Regions from separate parts of the Homo sapiens genome. Here all the other regions are linked to region 3. Evidence: read pairs that join two places in POLR2A ChIA-PET (ENCODE). Cell type or tissue: MCF 10A. All regions are shown on one strand.

Region 1 (5,000 bases), 80 kb before region 3:
GCCCGGTTGTTCTCCCACCCTGTGCACCTTGTCTACGTCAGGGTGCTGTTGAAAGATTATTGAGGCCATGTCTGTAGGAAAGCCAGAGCTTCAAGAACAACAAAAACAATGTAAACAGGACTCCTTTCCTATTCTATTAATTCTATTGAAATTATTGAAAAATAATTGTCCTTGCTTTATTTTAAAATTACATGTATTGGTTTTCATCACCCAGCAGCCAGAATACATTTGTAATTTGTTTTCCATCTCACTTTTTGCCTTTTACTAGTCTTGTCATGAGATGAAATTGGTAGTTTTGGGGCAGTAATTGAGAATAAATCAAGATTCTGTGTTTTATAAGTATTTTGGAGGAAAGTTTCATTAAAAAGAAAATTAACTTAGGTTCTTCAGACAAAATGCCAGGGAAATTTTGACAAAGTGAGCTCCCCAAATCTAACCCGTCTAAGTCATGTGGTAGCAGAAACCCACAGACTCTCACAAAGACATGCAATGGGCTCTAAACTTAAGTGCAGATACTTTGATTACATTTCTTAAATTTCTCCATGAAGTTTCATGAGAAAAAAGAACCGTACAAAAACACAATGGCAGAACAATCACATTCTTCAGTGACCTCCTCTTGTGTGTTAACAATGCCTACGATGCATCCCTCCGATGAGCAGCAGGGCTGCACCTGCCACGAGGGGCTGGGCTGCAGGCTGAGCCCTCTGGCTTTGCTGAGAAGGGTGGTGATGGCATCGCCTGTACAAAGATTTCCAGAGGTACTTGCAGAGGAGGAGGGCAGACCATCAGTGCCTCTTCACCTATAAAGTCATGCAGTGGGACCTTAGAGTTATGATGGACTCATATATGTGTGTTTTCCTCAAATTTCCTGATTTTAAATTAGACAATTGAAGGATCAGAAAATTTGCAACTAAGTGAATATTAAAATATATTAAACAAGTGTTTTTCTATGGATGAATGGATAAATAAAATGTGGTATATCTATACAATGGAATATTATTCAGCCTTGAAAAGGAAGGAAATTCTAATACATGCTACACCATGGATGAACCCTGAGGACATCATGCTAAGTAAAATTAGCCAATCATGAAGAGACAGACACTATATGGTCCCACTCCTATGAGGCTCCTAAAGAATCAAATCCATAGAGACAGAAAGTAGAATAGTGGTCACCAGGGGCTGTGGAGAGGGGGAAGAGGGAGTTAGTGTTAACAGGAACATTGGGAGGGCTGGGGTGGGTGGATCACCTGAGGTCAGGAGTTCGAGACCAGCCTGACCAACATGGTGAAACCCTGTCTCTACTAAAAATGCAAAAATTAGCTGGGCATGGTGGTGCATGCCTGTAATCCCAGCTACTCGAAGCTGAGGCAGGAGAATCACCTGAACCCGGGAGGCAGAGGTTTTAGTGACCCGAGATCGCGCCATTGCACTCCAGGATGGGCAACAAGAGAGAAACTCTGTCATGAAAAAAAACCAAAACCAAAACAAAACAACAAAACAAGAAAAACAAAACAAAAAAATAGGAACAGAGTTTCAGTTTGGGAAGATAAAAAGAATTCTGTGGATGGATGATGCTGGTGCTTGCAAAACCATAAGAATGTATAATACTAAAGCCACTGAACTATACACTTTAAAATGTTTAAGAAGGCTAATTCTGTGTTATGTGCATTTTGCTGCAACTTAAAAAACTTAAAAATACATTAAAAGAATTCTCAATTCTGACAGCAATGATGATTGGTGGCACTGTTAAGGTGAAATTTTCTCCAAATGCAACTGCATTCTATTTAGTCAATTTATAATTAACATATTAAAGATCTCATGTCTAGAAATTGACCAATTTACTAAGATTGTTAAGTGTGAGGATGTTGGGTGCACCACACTGTCATAGTAAAAACCTGGAGCAAGCTGAATTCCCATTCATATGGAGCAATTAAATAAATTATGATGATTCCATAAAAGAAGTGCCGTGCAACAATTATAAAGGCAATTGTGCCAATGTAAAAAGAAGTGCAAAATAAAACATGCAAAACAGGAAATGATGATCAGTATACATAGCATCATCCCAGTGAAAACAGAAAAATCTAAATAAAAATAGTAAATACAAAAATATATGTGTATGCTTGCATTTACTTGGAAAATGCTGGCAGCATATCTAACAAAATGGTAATGATAGTTACCTAATCTATCTTAAATATGGTATAATAAATTCATATATAAATAGTGAAGTAAGACAAACCAAAATAGTGATTAATTCTGCCAAATGAAGAAGGGGTTGTGAGTTGGGGTCTTTTACTTTTCATTTTCCATACTTTCGTATTATTTGAGATTTTTTATTTTTACTAAATGTGAAAAGCAAATAAAAATAATTAGAACATTTAAAAACCAAAAAATTTTATGCATACTTCACTATTTTGTAAAATAATATAGAGTAAAAATAAAAAACAGAAAAAAGTAATGCAAGCCAATGTGGAAATAAGTATAATCCAGAAAACAACCATGAAGAAAGGATCCCATCCAGACTACAGGGAACAGACTGAGAGACCTCAGTGGCTTCCAGTTGCTAATGTGTGTGATTCCCACACTGGGTAACACAGGAGTGTTTGACCAACAATCAACTGAATACTGGTTCTTGTTTCTCATTGTCATGGAATTTGCCGAATCTCACTTTTGGCTTCACAGAGGACTTTGTGAGCTCCAAGCATGAAAAGTGGCATTTATAACTCCCCCTGGAATTTCCATGTACCCAGGACACTGCCAGGCCAAAGGATGAATCACAGCTTCTTAGAATTGTGGAAGCCATTTTGGAAACAGCTGCCAAGTAACTAATGCTATTAAAAATAGCTCCCTAAAAAATGAATTGCTTATTTTAAGAAGACAAGAGTGGCTTGAATCTGTGCTGCTCACATTTTTCATCTACTGGGCACAGTGCCCGTGGATCCAAGAAAGCCCTGCTTGTCAGATGGGAATACCATCTGTACAGATGATGCCCCGCACATGCAAGAGCCTGGCATTTTTGGGCCAGGGCTAACCAGGGTAAAGTCTGAATCACCCCATGTGGAATCCGTCTCCTACGGGGTGTGGACTGTGGGGCATGAATTCCAATTGCGCTTTCCTTACATAACTTTGCTCTTCAGATCCCTGGTTCCGAATGTGGGGTGTATGCAGTATGGCCCACTGGAAGTACATGAAAATGCTAGAAGGTGAATCTACATGTATTTTTTGATCTAATGAAAACAAGCAGGAAAATAAGTTGTACTGACAGGTAATGTGCAGACTGATACTGCTGTCTTGACTCAGACTGTGTTGGGCAATTGTCTTTCCCTGTGAATTCCGTGAAGAAATGAACCCATCCAGACCCATCCCATGGCAATAGGATTGATGGTGCCAACCTCCCATGTTTGTTTTATGCCCCCTGTGTTGTGACGTGGGGCAGTTAACCTATTTCTGGCTTAAACAGTGTCAAAAATAAACAAAGCCAGGCACTAGTTAAAGTGGTAAGAAGAGACTTCAATCAGCACTTTGATTTGTGCAGCAGTGACTAGGCATTTTAAAGGAAGAATAAGGGAATGAGGAGAGGTGTGAGTGGGGACTCAGGAGAGTCAGGGAAGTGAAAAATCATCAAAGGCGGGAGGGAGGAAGCTTGGTCCATGTGGAAACTATCTGGATTTTCTAAGTGCTCCTTCTCAAAGCGCTGCCCTTCTGGAGGCTGGGAGACAGGGTACTTATCTTCAGGTTTTGGCTGAAACAAACAGTAAATTCCTTGGGCAGCCCTGCATTTCTCAGGCAGGCACTTTAAGGAGATTAGGGGCATGCTAAGGATGTGGCCTTGAGCTGCTAGAAACTGTGTTTGTGTTTGTTCAAGCCTTTATAGGCCAAGGATGAGGCCTAGTGGAGAAGGGGGCTCAGTGGAGCCTGACTAGAATTTGGTCAAGAAGAGAGTCTTTGTCAGTAGCCCTGCAGATATCATCTGTCTAAGAATATAGGATGATTGTCACATTTTGTAATGAGGTGAAGGAATGATCATACAAATAATTTGTGCCTCTTAGAGGCTCCTAAGTTATCTCAGGGCAAATAAAGTACAGTTATAAAGTTTAAGGATGAATTAGAAATTTTTCATTTACAAAAAGACAAGTGTGCCAAATTTGGAAAATATTTAATAAGGACATTCTTGTCACTAGAACACGGATGTTTTTGAAAACGAAGGAAAAGATATACACAGGAACACACACATTCATGTACAATGTGGAGGTGACAAGTTAACAGTAACAACGAAAGTACTTTTCAGAAGCAACTCATGTGACGTAGAGAGCAGTTTGCAAATATTTCCATTGGTTATGTGATATATTTTTCCAAAAATTTTGTATTTCTCCTCCCAAAACAAATAAATCTATGATAATACCGGACCTGGTTAAATGCATCTGCCTTGAGTCATTCGGCACCCCTTTGGGCCCACCCCTCATTCCTAAACTCCCCCAGCTGTTCTTCCTATCCTAGAATTCAGGGGCCAGACTTCAGACCACCCAGCACAATAGGAGCCCCAGCAGAGCCCAGGTCCAGCCCAGTGGCACTCACAAAAGCCATGGCTTCCACAGTCTCTGCCTGCAGGCAGGGAATATAACCCAGAAGGCAGGAAAGCTACAGTGGTTCATCTTTGCAGGATATTATAAAAATAATATCAAAATCATCAAAAAAGTGAGAAATTTTTCCAATTTATTACACTGTATTTTAATTATAGATGAGAGGAGAGGATGGTCTGCCAACTTATTTTCTGTGTATAGGAACTACACAGAAAATAAGTAATGTCTCATTCTGTTAAATTTTCTGCTTTTGAGCAAATGTGTATAATGTAATATATTAATTTGTAACAATACATAAGGAACACATGCTCAAAAGTTTTTAACTAATAGGGCTTCACATTCAGAAAAGTTGGGAGTCGACTGCTTCAGACTCATGTGCCCTGAAGTACACGCAGCCCCTGGGTGGAGGCAGGATAAGGAAGT
Region 2 (5,000 bases), 72 kb before region 3:
AGGACAGTTTTTTTTGACCTGGGGAATGAGGTGGAAAAGTCAAGCTAAGAAAAGCTGAGGCACTTTCCGATCTCTGTCTTATCATGTGTCTCAGAAAATAAACACGAGGACATGCTCATGGGAAGCTGATAATATTAAACATGTTAAGTCCTTATAGGCATGACGAAGTCATGGACATTTCAGTGAGTGGACACAAGGCTATTCTCATAAAGAAGCCATGTGAACAATGAGCTTTGTTTGAACTCTCAGGGACAGGGGGCTTATTGAATTTCTGGTTAGAGTGAGAGTGACCTCTGTGTAGGAACTCCCAGTTACCTTCTCCCTGTGGCTACTTCCTGCTGTCCCATGATGGGCTCTGCTCTGGTCTCCTCCCCTCATTTGTCTTGAGCTCATCTCTCCATGGACCTTCAAGGATTTTAACCCAAATTTCTAAAGTTTCTCTAGTCTAGATCAACTTCCTACATTCACTCTTGGACACCTTCAGTTCATTTACCATGCTGCCACTGGAGATCCTGCTGAAAGGCAATTTTGAACATGTTTCTCCCTTTATCAAAATCACTGTTAGGGTGGTAAAACAACTCTTTATGATACTACAATGATAGATATATGTCCTCTGCATAGAATGTACAAAACGCATAGAACATACGACACCAAGAGTGAGCCCTAATGGAAACTATGGGTATTGGGTGACGATGATGTGTCAATGCTGGTTCATTGACTGTGTAACAAATGTTCCACTCTGGTGCAGGATGTCAATGGTCAAGAAGGCTAATGGAGGACATTAGGGGGTATATGAAAACTCTCTGTACTTTCTGCTGTCATTTGTTGTGAACCTAGAACTGCTTTAAAAAAATGAAAGCTACTAAAAAGCTACTAACACTCAATGACTTCCCATTGCATTAGACATAAATGCATTACTGTTGTTAGCACCACAGTGGGCAAGATACTGAGCCCCTAGACATGCTGCTTCCTTTGCTTGGTATGTTTTCTTCTCTCCTCCCGCTGCCATCTGTAATTCTTACTCAGCTCAGCATACACCAACACAAGAAAGCTTTCTTTGACTCCCCAGACTGAGCCAGGATAGGTCCCTTTGATAAAGGCTTCAGAGCCAATTAAACTATACATTGTGTAATGAATTGTTGAATGTCTGTCTTCCATCAGAAGGGAGAGTCCATCAGAGCAGGACAATATCTGACCTATTTATGGCTGTGTCCCCAGCATTTAATGCAGAGGCACTCAATACATATTTGAGGAATACCTGAATGAAGCAATTTAATATTTACAAAAAGTGGCCACATTCATTTTCTGTTTAATCTGCTCGTATTTGGAAGATAGGCATATTTACTTCATTTTATAAATAAAAAACCCCTGAGACTTAGAAAAGTTAGATGACTCTGTAACAGGTGGTCGAGCTAGGATTAGGATTTGTATATTTTAAATTTAAGTCGAACATTCTTTCCACTACCCTGGACAGTGCCAATCTCCAACATTTAAAATGTATCAGTCACTTAAATGTATTATGCACATTTCTTCTAACTGAAGCATTTGTGGGTGGTCAGAGATTTTACTTATATTTATTAGCTAACACATCATGATTTTAGCAAGGTCTCCACCTCCTCCATGCAAGCTTCAACCACTTCATTCTTAGCTATATGCCTAGAAACACACAGAATTGCATGCAGAGTGTATATGTGCATGAGTGAATACACATGGTATATTGGCTATATGGTTTATAATATACAAACGTATTCTAAACATCCTGTGTATATCCTATAGATTAACATTTGCCCTGCAGACCTCGTTAAGTATACTCAGCATAGCAGAGGGCTTCTTTTTTATAAGATAAAAAATGATATTCTGAGTATGTTTAGACATACTGGAGAAGGAGGGAATGTCTGGAACCCTAGTCCCACCCACGAGGGTTCAAGAAGAGGCCAGAGCAATAGGAGCTTTGCCATGGGCCCCTTTATGGAGATTGCAACAATGAAAGACTATCGAAAGTGAAGATAATGAACTCTTAGATTTAAAAATAAGCTAGTACTGGAGATGAGTTAGTTATTTATTCCAAAGAGGACACGCAAACCAAAGAAGATATTCCTCCATGCCGTGCAAAAAAAGACAATGCATAGGCAAATATTCTAAAACAAATAAACTTTGAGGATAAACAAATATTAAATCATTTAAAAATCTGTTAGGGAACCTTTTATGAGTCAAGTTCCGTGCTCAATGTCATGAGTAAAGTATGAGTCATTAAAGTCATTTCCACTCAAGAATTTAATATACATATTGCTGTTTCACTAATTTTGCGTGTTATTACAAGTGCCTGAATTCAGAAAACATTTTCTCATGCTGAGAAGAGCGCTTATTGTTCATAATGTAAATTTAACCAGTGCCTGAAATCCAAATATTCCTTAGTTCAGATATTACCAAGTATTCAGACCATAGCATCCAAGTTGCAAAAAAGAAAAACAAACAACTGATAGCTCATCAAAATAGCTGCATTAATTGTGCATTTCAATATAACCTTGAAATATATAATGTCACAAGTGGTTTTTTTGGTAGCTGAAGATGGTAGCAAAAATGTTTTTAGCACACATCTTTTAAATATATATTTTAAATTAAAAAGTACTCTGTTTTCTTTCCTTCTTTCTTTTCTTTTTTTTTTTTTTTGAGACAGAGTCTTTCTCCGTCACCCAGGCTGTAGTGCAATGGCACCATCTCAGCTCACTGCAACCTCTGCCTCTCAGGTTCAAGCGATTCTCCTGCCTCAGCCTCCCTAATAGCTGGGATTACAGGCATCTGCCACCACACCCAGCTAAGTTTTGTATTTTTAGTAGAGATGGGGTTTTGCCATGTTGGCGAGGCTGGTCTTGACCTCCTGACCTCAGGGGATCCACCCGCCTTGGCCTCCCAAAGTGCTGGGATTACTGGTGTGAGCCACCACTGCACCTGGCCAAAAAGTACTCCATTTTCTAATGCAATTATCCTTTAGGGTACACTCGGGATGTATAAGAACCTTCCCCTACCTGGTCTTCTAGAAGGGCCAGCCTCCAGAGGCTGCTGTGGTCATTGCCCTTTTGCTGCTAATAAGTGTAGCCTCAGGTAAGAGAAGGGTTAGTCATAACCCGCCTTAGTTCAGAAAGACCGGGCGCTCTCCTGGTCTTTCTGAGAGCAGCTACCCTAACAGGCAGCCAGCAATATTTCATGGCTAGGCATTTGGTTCCTTTCACATAACTGTTTCTGGGTATGCTTTTAGAAAATGTTTCTAATATTTTACCTCTTCATTTAAAATGATTTTTGATTTAGAAAATGGTTGTCAAAATACTAAATGAATTTTTGGTATAGCCTTCACCCAGGTTTCCCAAATGACAGGAAAACTTTCAAAAATCAGGAAGTTAAGACTGACTCAATCCTATTATCTAATCTGCAGACCTTCCTCAGATTTCACCCATTGTCCTATGAAGCCCTTTTCCTAATCTGGGATCTGATTCACAATCACACGTGGCATTTAGTTGTCATGTTTCCCTGGTCCCCGTTAATCTGGAATAGTCTCTCCATCTTCCTTTGTCTGTCATGATCGTGACATTTTTCAAGAATACTGGCTAGTTCTTGTGGATACTATTTCTCAGTTTGGGTTTGCCTGATGCTTCCTTGTGATTAGATTCAGACGATGTATGAACTTCTGCTAGACACATCCCAGAGTCCTGCTATGTACTTGTCAGTGCATCACACAAGGAGCACACAGCCCATTTGCCCATCCCATTTCTGGTGATGGGGACTTTGATCACTTGGTTAAGTTGTGTGTCTGCCAGCTTCCTTCACTGTAAATAGATTATTTTTCTCTTTGTAATTAATAAGTGTCTTGTGAGGAGATACATTGAGACTATGTGACTATTCTGTTTCTCATTATGCTTAATACTTTTGTCCGCTAATTTTAGACTCTACTGAAATAATGATCTGTATGGTGTTTGCCAAATGGTAATTTTCTATTTCCATCATATCTTTTACATTTTGTAGTTAAAAATCTACCAAAAAGCTTTCTTTTTCCCCCATTTATTTATTTATACAATTATATATTTATATCAGTATGGAATCACAGATGTACTCCTGGTTTCATTGACTGAGAGGGCCTGGAAGCAATCACACCCCAATATCAATAAGCACATCATCTATTACCTAAAATTTCTATTGCGTTCTGATTCCAGGTCTGGGGCAAGGAAAGTACCAGACAAACCTGAACATTTTGAGGTGCCAGAAAGTAAGGAAGATCTCAAAAAAATGATGGGAACATATCAAAGGTATGTAGACCCAATTTGAAAGGACTCCTCATGGCCAAATCTGTGAAAATTTGAGAAAAATAAATAATAATAATAAATTATTAATATAACCCACAATAATATGAGAATCCATGAGTCTAAACTGATGTAGATAAATAATTGGGTATGCTTTTAAATAACATATTTATTCATATTCTCAGGAGCCATGACATTTTAATAATAAAATATTTATATTCCAGGGAAAAACACCTTCTTGACGGCTGGTTATGATGTTTCTAATATAAGATGACGGATGGAGCTCATCCACCTTCCCACCATCTTAAGGTTCACCTTAATAAATGACACAATGTTGGGTTTCAAAAGTGAAACATCATAATGCTAGAATACATTTTAAAAGTCCCAACTGTGGACCAAAAACTTTGAGAAATCATTGAACATATTAGAACAGATGGGATATAGGCTTAAATGTGATACAAGGAGCTGAGATGGAAAATTATACTCTTCATCTTCTGAAGTTTTGGTTGAAACAAACCTCACATTTACATATATATACTTACTTACAGTGGTATGAGTCGATCCATATATGTTAAGTATAAGTACTCTAAATATTTAGACAAATCTTTATAATAGTCCCCATAGGATAACTTAATCTCATGTAATCCCTATAAGAAACATATCTAAATTTAATCATATTTAATATTCCTAAATGTGGTTGAATCATAT
Region 3 (5,000 bases):
CTGGCGATGGCTCTGGCCACATTGCGAAGCCTTCCCTCTTCACCCTCCCAACAAGTTTATCTCCATACACTCCATTCCCTTCTGCTTGGGGCCCATTCACACAAGCCCTCCCTGACAGATGTTAGAGTTAACAGTGTGTGTACTGAGTTGTAGCAAAAAATAAATTTAAACATGGATCAAAACTGGGCGGCTTGCTGAGGAAGTGTTTCCAATCCACCTGGGCATGCCACGTTTTGTTTGAACTCATTGGCTTCCACACCGGCTGTGTGATGGGGACATGCCACCCTAACCTCTCTGTGGGAATGCCAGGCAGACAGACGCAGAATGAGCTCCAAGGGCCCTGCTGGTAGTGCTCAGTCTTGAAAAGGTCTAGCGGTTTGAGTCTCTCTTCAATGAGATACTCTAGATTTTGTAACTCTGCAAAGTTTTTATTGATCTAACATAAGTCCATTTCATCTAAATGGTTATGGTTTCCCAGCTGTGAGCCAGATATTGTGCTAGAAGCTCATATAGAAATAGGAACCAGGCTGGGTGTGGTGACTCGTGCCTGTAATCCCAGCACTCTGGGAGGCCGAGGTGAGGGAATCCCTTGAGACCAGGAATTTAAGACCAGCCTAAGTGAGACACTGTCTCTATCAAAAAAAAAAAAAAAAAAAAAAAAAAAAAAAAAAAGAAAAGAAAAAAGAAAAGAAAAAAGAAAAGAAAAAAAAAGAAGAAAAGAAAGGGGACCCAGATACAGCCCTGCCTTCAAGGAGCTTACACACTGTACTAGAACGGTTTCCAAAGTAATGAGTAAGTTGTCTGGGCTGTACTAGAAGGCTCTACAGAGTAGGCAGCCTTTGAATAGGTTCCTAGGGTCTTAAAGAATAGTCAAGAATGCTGGGGCAGAGTTTAAAAAGACATAGGGCATGAAGGCACACACAGCTGGGCCATGGTGGGTGTTCTGGGTCAGCCTAACTCTGTCAGAGATGCTTCAGGAAACTTCCCAGCCAAGGCCTGGGCAGAGGAGACAGCTAACCCTCAGCTCCAGCTAAGTGTCACCATGTGGAAAGCAGGCTCAGCTTGGCCTCCTCTCTGAGCTTTCAAAAGATGTTAGCAATTCAGATTTCACACACACACACACACAAAAATTCCTTGATTTTTCATTGTTGGTGACCAATTCAAAGAAAAAAATGGCCATTTAGGCCAATTGCAACAGATGCTGTGGTGCCCCAAACACAGCCAGTCATCTTCCAGCTGCTCTGAGCATCGTGCTTCCTTCCCTTTCCCCAGCCTGCATTTCCCTTCACCCCTGCTCTGCCTCTCCCCTTCTCCAGCCTGCATATTTCTTCCTTCACCATCATAGGTGTTTCTCTCTTTTTCAAAGACAGTTCAGTAGAGTGGAACTGTCACAAGTTTTGAAGCCAGCCATCCTAGTAAAATTTCAAGCTGCCATTTACCATGTGATTTTAGGTAGGTTTTAGGTAGGTCTTGTTCTTAATGTCCTAAATGGGCAAAAGTGGGTAAGAATACCCACACCACAAAGTTGTTGCAAGATTACATGACATCAGGTCCATAAAGAGCTTGAAACACGGGTGCATAGTGAGTCTCCCTGCCCCCAGTTTGCTTCTTTTGTTTCATTTCTTCTTCCTCACTTTCTCTGTTGATTAGAAGAATTAGGCAGAATAAATGCTACGTAAAACACCAGATAAAATTTTCTTTACATTGTATTTTAAGAAAAACATGAAATTATATAACATAGTTTTTTATCTACATAGATTCTAATTTTTCTCTCTTTTTTTTTTTTTTTGGTATTTCATACCTATAAATTAGTGGGCAAAATTCCCAGTAAAGAAAGTTGTCATCAGAAGCCAAGAGTGTTCCAACAGTGGAGAGCCCTTGCGCCACCCAATGAAGTTACACCATGCACACCTGGTGAATCATAGCTTCCCTCCCAGAGGCTGTGTTCTCTTTACTTCCTAAGAAGCAATGGTGCATTCTCAAGAGCAATGAACATGAAGTAACGCAGAGCACATGCCAGACATCTGATCCTTCTGGCCATAGGTGCTGAGTCAGAGATAGAGCCTGGCACACCTCTTCTATCGTATTTTTCCATTTTTAATGTGCAAAGTGAGGTGCTATGCTAAAATCCTGTTTTCTTCCAAGTGTTTTATGAGGCTTGCATATGCACTCTGAATCATCATTTGATTTGGTTTATTACAAAGGATACAATTCAGAAACAGCCAGGTGGAAGAGATGCATAGGGCAAGGTGTAGGGAAGAGGCATGGAGTTCCCATGCCTCTCTGGGTGCATGACACCTCCCAATACCTTAATGTGTTCACCAATTTGGAAGCTCCACAGGTGTTTCCTGAAGATCTTCCAAAGCCAGGCCCCAGGCCCTGCCTCTATAGAACTGATCTGTCACCTGAGACTCCAAGTGCAGCCCAGAGGAGGTATTTGGAGCATCAGCTTGAAATTCTGTAGCTAGAGTTCAGAAGAGTAGGGTGTCAAACAGGAGCTAGAGAGAGGAGTTGCCTGGCTATGATGCTGGAAAAGAGGAAGGCCTGGTTAGGGTTAGTCCATTATCCAATACAAGGAAATTCGTTTTGAGAAATAAAATTAAATGCTAAGCCCCCCAACCTACTGAAAGGACCATCTCTTGGTCAAGGGGACCACAGAGCAACCTTGAAAACTGGCTTCTCAGCCATGATGGGATGGGAGATCAGACAGACCTAGTTATACCTGCTCCTTTGCTAACCACAAATAGACTTCCGTCCCTAAAGGCTGAGCAGATACCAGCCCTTTCAAATCCACCACTGATACCAACAAACTGTCTAACACTTCCCCTCCTTTTATGCCTCATAAGAGACTCAGCTACTCAGAAGGCTGAGACTGGAGGATCCCTTGAGCCCAGGAGTTCTGGGCTGTAGTGTGCTATACCAATTGGGTGTTTGCACTAAGTTTGTCATCGATATCGTGACCGCCTGGGAGTATGGGGCCACCAGGTTGCATAAGGAGGGGTGAACTGGCCCAGGTCAGAAATGGAGCAGGTAAAAATTCCTGTGCTGATTAGTAGTGGAACGTGCCTGTGAAAAGCAACTGCACTCCAGCCTGGGCAACATAGTGATACCTATCTGAAAAAAAATAAACAAATAAATAAATAAGAGCCCATCAGCCACCCAGTGGTTATGACCAATCTACAGAGAATTTCACATCCTCTGCTTTACCTTTTGATGTCAGAGGGCTGACACCTTCAACCCCAGGTCATGCTAACGCCACCATTATTTGTACATAGGACGAATGAAGGGGCCTGAAGCTCCACTGCACATGTGCATGTTTCTCTTTTCATGAATATTCATGATCCCTCCCATAGCCTATTGAATATGTATATTTGACCACTCCATTCAACATAATTTTTTTTTCCCTTTGCCCCTCCCTCAGAGTGCCTATTTCTGGCTTCTGGCTTCTGGCTTCTGGCCAGAGGCTACATTTCCCAGTCTGCCAGAATGGCCACCTGCAGGCTGCAACCCTTTATGAGAAATAAAGCTCCCTTTTCTAAATTTATGAACCTCATCATTTTTCAGTTGACAATTGTATGGGCACTGGGGAGCCACTGAAGGATTCTTTACTAAGAAGAAACATATCAAACTGGGCTTCAGAAAGATTATGCTGACTGCAGATGAATTAGATAAGACCCATACTGGGCATCTCTTGCTTGGATGATGCAGTAGCCTTCTAACTGGGCCTCATGCATTCACCTTTGCCCCACTTTAACCGAGCCTCAAATCAGCAGCCAGAGAGATCCTGACAAAATGTGTTAGGTGTGATTGCCAAGGCCTCTGAGGATGCCTCCCTTGTGGTCATGAAGGCTAATGTTTTTTCTACAGCCTTAATCCCTGTGCAACCTCCCTTAACCCTGTCCCCCCACTGCCCTCTCCTCGCTCCCTCCACACTGGTCACGCTCACATAGCCACCTGACCCCCTGCCCTTTCTGCAACCCATCGCCAGGCTCTCTCCTCATATTGTTGCACTTGCCCTTCCTGCTCTTCCCTCACCTATCACAGCACTGCTACCTCCCTCCTTCAGGTCCTCACTCAAGTGTCACCTCCCTAGGGAGGACTGCCCTGGCCGCTTTCCGTAAAATCACACTGTATGGCAGAAGCACTGAACAGCAATAACTTAAGCATATCCTAAGAATGACCCTCTGATCTGAGACGTATGTGTGTTTGTAGTTCCAAGCTACGAAATCCAAGAGTGGCCAACCTAGAGATTCACTCCTTATCTATGAAGAACATCCTAGCCCCTGGCCCATCCCTTGGAATGCAGGCTGTACAGCGGATCAAGGCCCTTTGTTTTGGTTGAAATGGAGGCTGCTAGGCAGAGGTTGATAAGTGAAAATGCTATATAAACTGCATGCTTTTTATAAACAGTAGCAGTTTTCCTGTCCAGCCCACCACCTCTGGATGACCCTGTGTATAAGTCCTCAATAAATCTTATGTCTTGTTTGCTGGCTCCAGGTTTGTTTTTTGGTCTTTTGAACACTGTGCCATCAGTATTGGAGTAAATAGAGCTTTGCATCACACACACACACACACACACACACACACAGGCACACACATGAACTCCCCACTTCATAGCTGGGCTGCAGAGCATCATGGCACCTGATCCAAGGAGCAAGCAGGTTCTGAATGGAGCCCTTGCTCCACTTGCCAAGGAATGTCCAAGTGTGGATTGCATTCCCTAGAGGAAGGGTGCTTTGACTGAGCATGAAGGCCAAACTATATCCTGCAGGAAAAGGGCACTGTTTTTTTTTATTTGTCTAGAATCTGCCTCATCCTGCATTCCATCCTCCTCCCTTTTACTTATCATCACCTTACATGTTATGTAGTTTATTTCTTTACCTTGTGTGTGTCTGTCTCCCCTGCTAAAATGTAAGCTCCATGAGTTTCAATCAATACTGTTTCTCCAGGGTCTAGAAAAATGCCTGATATGTAGTAGATGCTCAATAATATTTTTGAAT
Region 4 (5,000 bases), 95 kb before region 3:
TTTATCTCTGCTCTAATCTTCATTATTTTCTTCCTTTGCTAGTTTTAGGTTTATCTTATTCTTCTTTTTCTAGTTCCTTGAGGTGTAAAGTTAGGTTATTGATTTGAGACTTTTCATCTTTTGTAATGTAGATGTTTACCTGTTATAAATTTCCCTCTGAATACTACCTTTGCTGCATCCCATACATTTTGGTATGTTGTGTTTCTCTTTTCAATTGTTTCTAAGTATTTTCTAATTTCCCTTGTCATTTCAACTATGACCCCCTGTTGCTTAAGAGTGTGTCATTTAACTTGCACATATTTGTGAATTTTCTAGTTTTCTTTCTGTTATTGATTTATATCTTTATTCCATTGTGGTCAAAGAAGATACTTTTTATTATTTCAATTCTTTTAAATTTATTGAGACTTGTTTTGTACCTAATGCATGGTCCATCCTAGAGAATTTTCTATGTGCACTTGAGAAGAATGTGTATTTTGCTGTTGTTGCATATGATATTCTATATATGTCTGTTTCTAGTTGTTTATACAATTGTTAATACTCTCTATTTTCTTGCTGATCTTTTGTCCAGATGTTTTATCCATTATTGAAAGTTGTATATTCAAGTTTCCAGCTGTTATTATAGAATTATCTATTTCTCCCTTTACTTTAGTCGGTGTTAGCTTCATATATTTTGGGACTCTGTTGTTTGGTACATATCTGTTTATAAATGTTAAATCTTTTTGATGAGTTAACCCTTTAATCAATATGTAATGCCCTTCTGTGTCTTTTTTGACAGTTTTTGACTGATGTCTATTTTGCCTGATACCTATAGCTGCTCCAGCTGTCTTTTGGTTACTGTTTGCATGGCATATATTTTTCTATCGTTTCACTTTAAATTTATTTGTGTCTGTTTGGATCTAAAGTGGGTCATTTGGAGACAGCATATAGTTGGATCATTTTTAAAATATCTATTCTTTCAAACTCTGCCTTTTGATTGGAGATTTTAATCCATTTAATTTTGAGGCAGTTAAGGAAGAACTTACTTTTGCTCTTTTTCTATATGTTTTCTGCATGTTTTATTACTGTTGTGATGCTCATTTTCTCCATTACTGCCTCCTTTGTGGTTAGTTGATTTTTTTTTTCACACCGTTTTGATGCCCTGCTTGCTGAGTTCTGTGTATACTTTTTAAACACAGTCTCAGGGATTGCCAGGGGGATTATATTTACCATCTTAAGTTTGTAGTGATATGGTTAGAACGGACACCTATTTAACTTCAATAGCAAACAAAAACTCTTCTTCTATACAGCTCTATCCCCTTTTATGTTATTGTTATTGTTACAAATTATATCTTCATATATTGTGTGCCTAACATAAAATATAAAGATACTGTGAACCCTGAAAATCTGAGAGAGGTCTTAGTTAATTTAGAAAGTTTATTTTGCCAAGATTGAGGATGTATGCCCATGACACAACCTCAGGCGGTCCTGATGACATGTGCCCAAGGTATTAGGGGCACAGCTTGGTTTTATACATTCTAGGGAGACATGAGACTTCAATAAATGTGTGTAAGATGTAGATTGGTTCAGTCCAGAAAGGTGGGAAAACCCGAGGCAATGGCAGGACAACTCGAAGCAGGGAGGGGGCTTCCAGGTCATAGGTAGATAAGAGAAAAATGGTTACAGTCTTTTGAGTTTCTGATTAGCCTCTCCAAATGAGATAATCAGATATGCATTTACCTCAGTGAGCAGAGGGGTGACTGAATAGAACGGGAGGCAGATTTGCCCTAAGCAGTTCCCCACTTGACTTTTCCCTTTAGTTTAGTGATTTGGGGGCCCCAAGATTTCTTTTCCTTTCATAATACATATTATCTTTATGTAGTATGATATATATATATACAGATAACATAGATTTGCAATGATTTTCATGCAATTATCTTTAAATCATGTAGGAAATAAAAAGTGTAGTTACAAACAAAAAATGCAATAACACTGGTTTTAATATTTACCTATTTAGTAAACTTTATTGTAGATATTTATTTCTTCTTATAGCTTCAGGTTATTGCCTGGTGTCCTTCTGTTTCATCCTGAAGGACTGCCCTTAACATTCCTTGAAGGGCAGGTTTACAGGTAACGAATTTTCTCAGCTTTAAAAAATCTGCATATATCCTAATATTTTCACCTTTGGAAGATAGTTTTAAAGTCCTTAGTTGACAGTTTTTTTGTCAGCACTTTAAGTATGTCATCCCACTGCCTTGTGGCCTCCATGCCTTCTGATGAGTCATCAGCTATTATCCTTGTTGAGGATGTCTTCTGCATGACGAGTCATTTCTTTCTTGCTGATTCAAAATTCTGTATATGGGTTTGACAGTTTGATTGTAACATGTTTCAGTGGGATTCTCTTTGAGTTTATTGTATGGGAGTTTGTTGAGCTTCTTGAATCTGTAAATTCTTGTCATTAATCAAATTTAGCAAAGATTTTGGCCATTATTTTTTCAAATATTCTTTCTACCCCATCTCTCTTTCTGTTCTCCTTCTGGGACTCCATAATGCATAGCTGGTCCACTTGATGGAGGCCCATAGGTTCTTATGTTCTGGTTACTTTTCTTCATTCTTTTTTTCTTTCTGCTCCTAGACTGGATACTTTTAATTGTTCTCTCTTTAAGTTCACTTAGTCTCTTTTTGGCTTGCTCTAATCTGCTGTTGAAAAACTCTACTGCATTTTTTATTTCAATTATTTTACTTTACAGCTTTAAAATTTCTATATAGGTCCTTTTTCTAATTTCTGTATCTTTATTGATATCATCATTTTGCTCATATATTTTTCTAGTTTTTTTTAGTTCTTATGTGGTTTTCTATAGCTATTTGAAAATAATTAAAACAGTTGATTTAAGATTGTTGTAGAGTAATGCTAATGACTTCACTTCTTCAGGGATTGTTTCTGTGAATTTGTTTTTTTCTTGAAAATGAACCAGAGTTCTTTGTTTCTTTTTATGCCTTACAATTTTTTTGTTGAAACACGGACATTTGAATATTACAATAGTTTAACTCTGGAAAACAGATTATTCCCCTTCCCCAGGATGTGCTCTTTTTGATTGTTGAAGGCTACACACATCTGTTTCTTTAGTGACTCTTTTAGGCTGTTTTTCCAAAGACTGTGTATTCTTCATTGTGTGTCCCTGAAACTTCTATTCCTTTACCTTGTGTTCAGTTGTTGTTCTGATACAGATTTCCTTGAACATCAAGAGCTAACAATATTAAACAAGTCAAAATATAAAATAAAACAAAAAACTCCAAACCCCACCTCTTCCATCTCTGTGGATGACTCTATGTTAATGTACTCCTTCTTCAACACTTCAGCACTTAGTCAGGCTCTTTACAACCCTGCCTCAATCTTTCTTTCCTGCTTGCACTGAGTCTAGAGATAAAAAGTGAAAGTTTAGGGTCTTCCCAGATGTTTTCTGAGAATGCATTCTTCCTTGGGCATCCATGTGTCTTTCTAGATTTTCCAGTATACACAGGTGCTTTTGAATGCCCAAATTTCCAAAAGAAACTATCGTCATTTTTTCTCCCAGGCTTTAGGTGTTCTATTGTAAACCTTGACTGTAATATTTTGCTCAAGGCAGCTGTGAGTTTCTCATTTATCTTGCATTGATTTTGAGCAATGCCTGCCACTTTTTTGTCTTGAGTAAGCTCCACATTAGGCAAAACAGAGATGAGCACCTTGCATCAGTTCTTCAGGTAGCCCTCAACAAGTTAGAGCAGACAAACAGAATGATTTACACATAAGTCTTGCTGTGTTCTCTCTGGAACCAGGGATCAGCATCCCACCCTGGGGATGCAGGCTGCCATCCTAAAGACCTCTTCTCAGTTGGGGAGGGGTTGGGGCAAGTGCAAATAAAAGAATGCCACAAAACTTTTCTACCATTCTTAACTTGCCTTTTTTTGCTGTTGTTTGGATTCAGCTTCCACTTGGTTCTGTAAAGCTTTGACTGTTTTAGAGAGTCCTGTAAGTTGGTTCTGGCAATTCTGCTTGTTTTTCTATGTTTCTTTGGAGGGACATGAGCTTGGAGCTGTTTACTCTCCTCTGTCATTTTGCTGATGTAACTCTGTGATACTTCTCTTGATAAGATTTTTCTGTGCTCCACATGCTGATACTGATAGGCAAACTATAATATTTTATGATGTCCCTGGTAACTTACCCATACGATTTTTTAAGTGCTTGAAAAGAATTCCACTAACAAACTAAATACTGAACTGTGAAGTAATTTTCTGATTTATATTTTCAACTTATTGCTATAAAAAATAAGCAATCACAAATGAAGCCAGGAGAATAAAAGAATTTAAACAACAAAATGCAGATTATGATAGTTGCTTGGGTGTAAAAGACTATAGAAAACTCAAGCGATGATGGATAGTTTATAATAAACTAAAAATTGAGAACCCTAGGGCAGGATTCTAGTTCTTCCTTTAACCAGCTGAGTAACCTGAGGCACATCCCAGTGAGGTCTTTCTGGCTGTTTCCTTGTATAGAAAATGAATGGGATAGACTTCATCAGTGACTTCCAAACTGGGTTCCAGGGAGATTAGGCATTAGGAAGCAGTTCATGGGGATAAAGGGAGAATTGATGGATTTTGCATATATTTGCAATATGATTCTGCTATGTTAAACATTTAAAATCATTGCATTAGATCATCTCTAGTTTTTTTCTGATAAAAAAATATTATTTGTAATTTTACGAAGTATATAGCCCTAATTTAGGAGAGAACTGGGAATTAGAAAACACAGATTCCAGGCCGGCTCTTTTGTTTATAGCCCTGAGATTTTAATAATGCTTATCATTATCTCTGCCTTTTTTGTCTTCATCTACAAAAGGGAGCTAGTAATAATTCTCTATGCACTTCTAGGAGCTATAGAGCAAATAGTAGGTAGAAATAGATGTGAAGTACTTTGAGAAGTTGAAAGTGTTAGGCAAAGGAAAGATATTACCAGTTGCTACAGCCCATGACTATCCCAACTACAA

What was found. Peaks named below come from ENCODE experiments on the same cell type or tissue, not always from the same donor. Only the 100,000 strongest peaks of a DNase experiment are listed, where the experiment ranks them.
Region 1: POLR2A ChIA-PET joins it to region 3 with 17 read pairs; 2 of 35 experiments call an interaction of 5 or more read pairs at or near these places.
Region 2: POLR2A ChIA-PET joins it to region 3 with 16 read pairs; 2 of 35 experiments call an interaction of 5 or more read pairs at or near these places.
Region 4: POLR2A ChIA-PET joins it to region 3 with 12 read pairs; 3 of 35 experiments call an interaction of 5 or more read pairs at or near these places.

What each region holds. Positions count from the first base shown.
Region 1 is chr1:232,139,892-232,144,891 of GRCh38, forward strand. No RefSeq gene overlaps it. Among named protein-coding and RNA genes, the nearest start is that of DISC1-IT1, 220 kb to the left of the region's middle. In MCF 10A, no CTCF peak of the experiment used is centred here; DNase peaks (open chromatin) are centred at 2,730, 3,000 and 3,330.
Region 2 is chr1:232,147,871-232,152,870 of GRCh38, forward strand. No RefSeq gene overlaps it. Among named protein-coding and RNA genes, the nearest start is that of DISC1-IT1, 220 kb to the left of the region's middle. In MCF 10A, no CTCF peak of the experiment used is centred here; a DNase peak (open chromatin) is centred at 2,221.
Region 3 is chr1:232,220,030-232,225,029 of GRCh38, forward strand. It overlaps the pseudogene RN7SL299P. Among named protein-coding and RNA genes, the nearest start is that of DISC1-IT1, 300 kb to the left of the region's middle. In MCF 10A, no CTCF peak of the experiment used is centred here; a DNase peak (open chromatin) is centred at 1,952.
Region 4 is chr1:232,125,135-232,130,134 of GRCh38, forward strand. No RefSeq gene overlaps it. Among named protein-coding and RNA genes, the nearest start is that of DISC1-IT1, 200 kb to the left of the region's middle. In MCF 10A, no CTCF peak of the experiment used is centred here; a DNase peak (open chromatin) is centred at 2,267.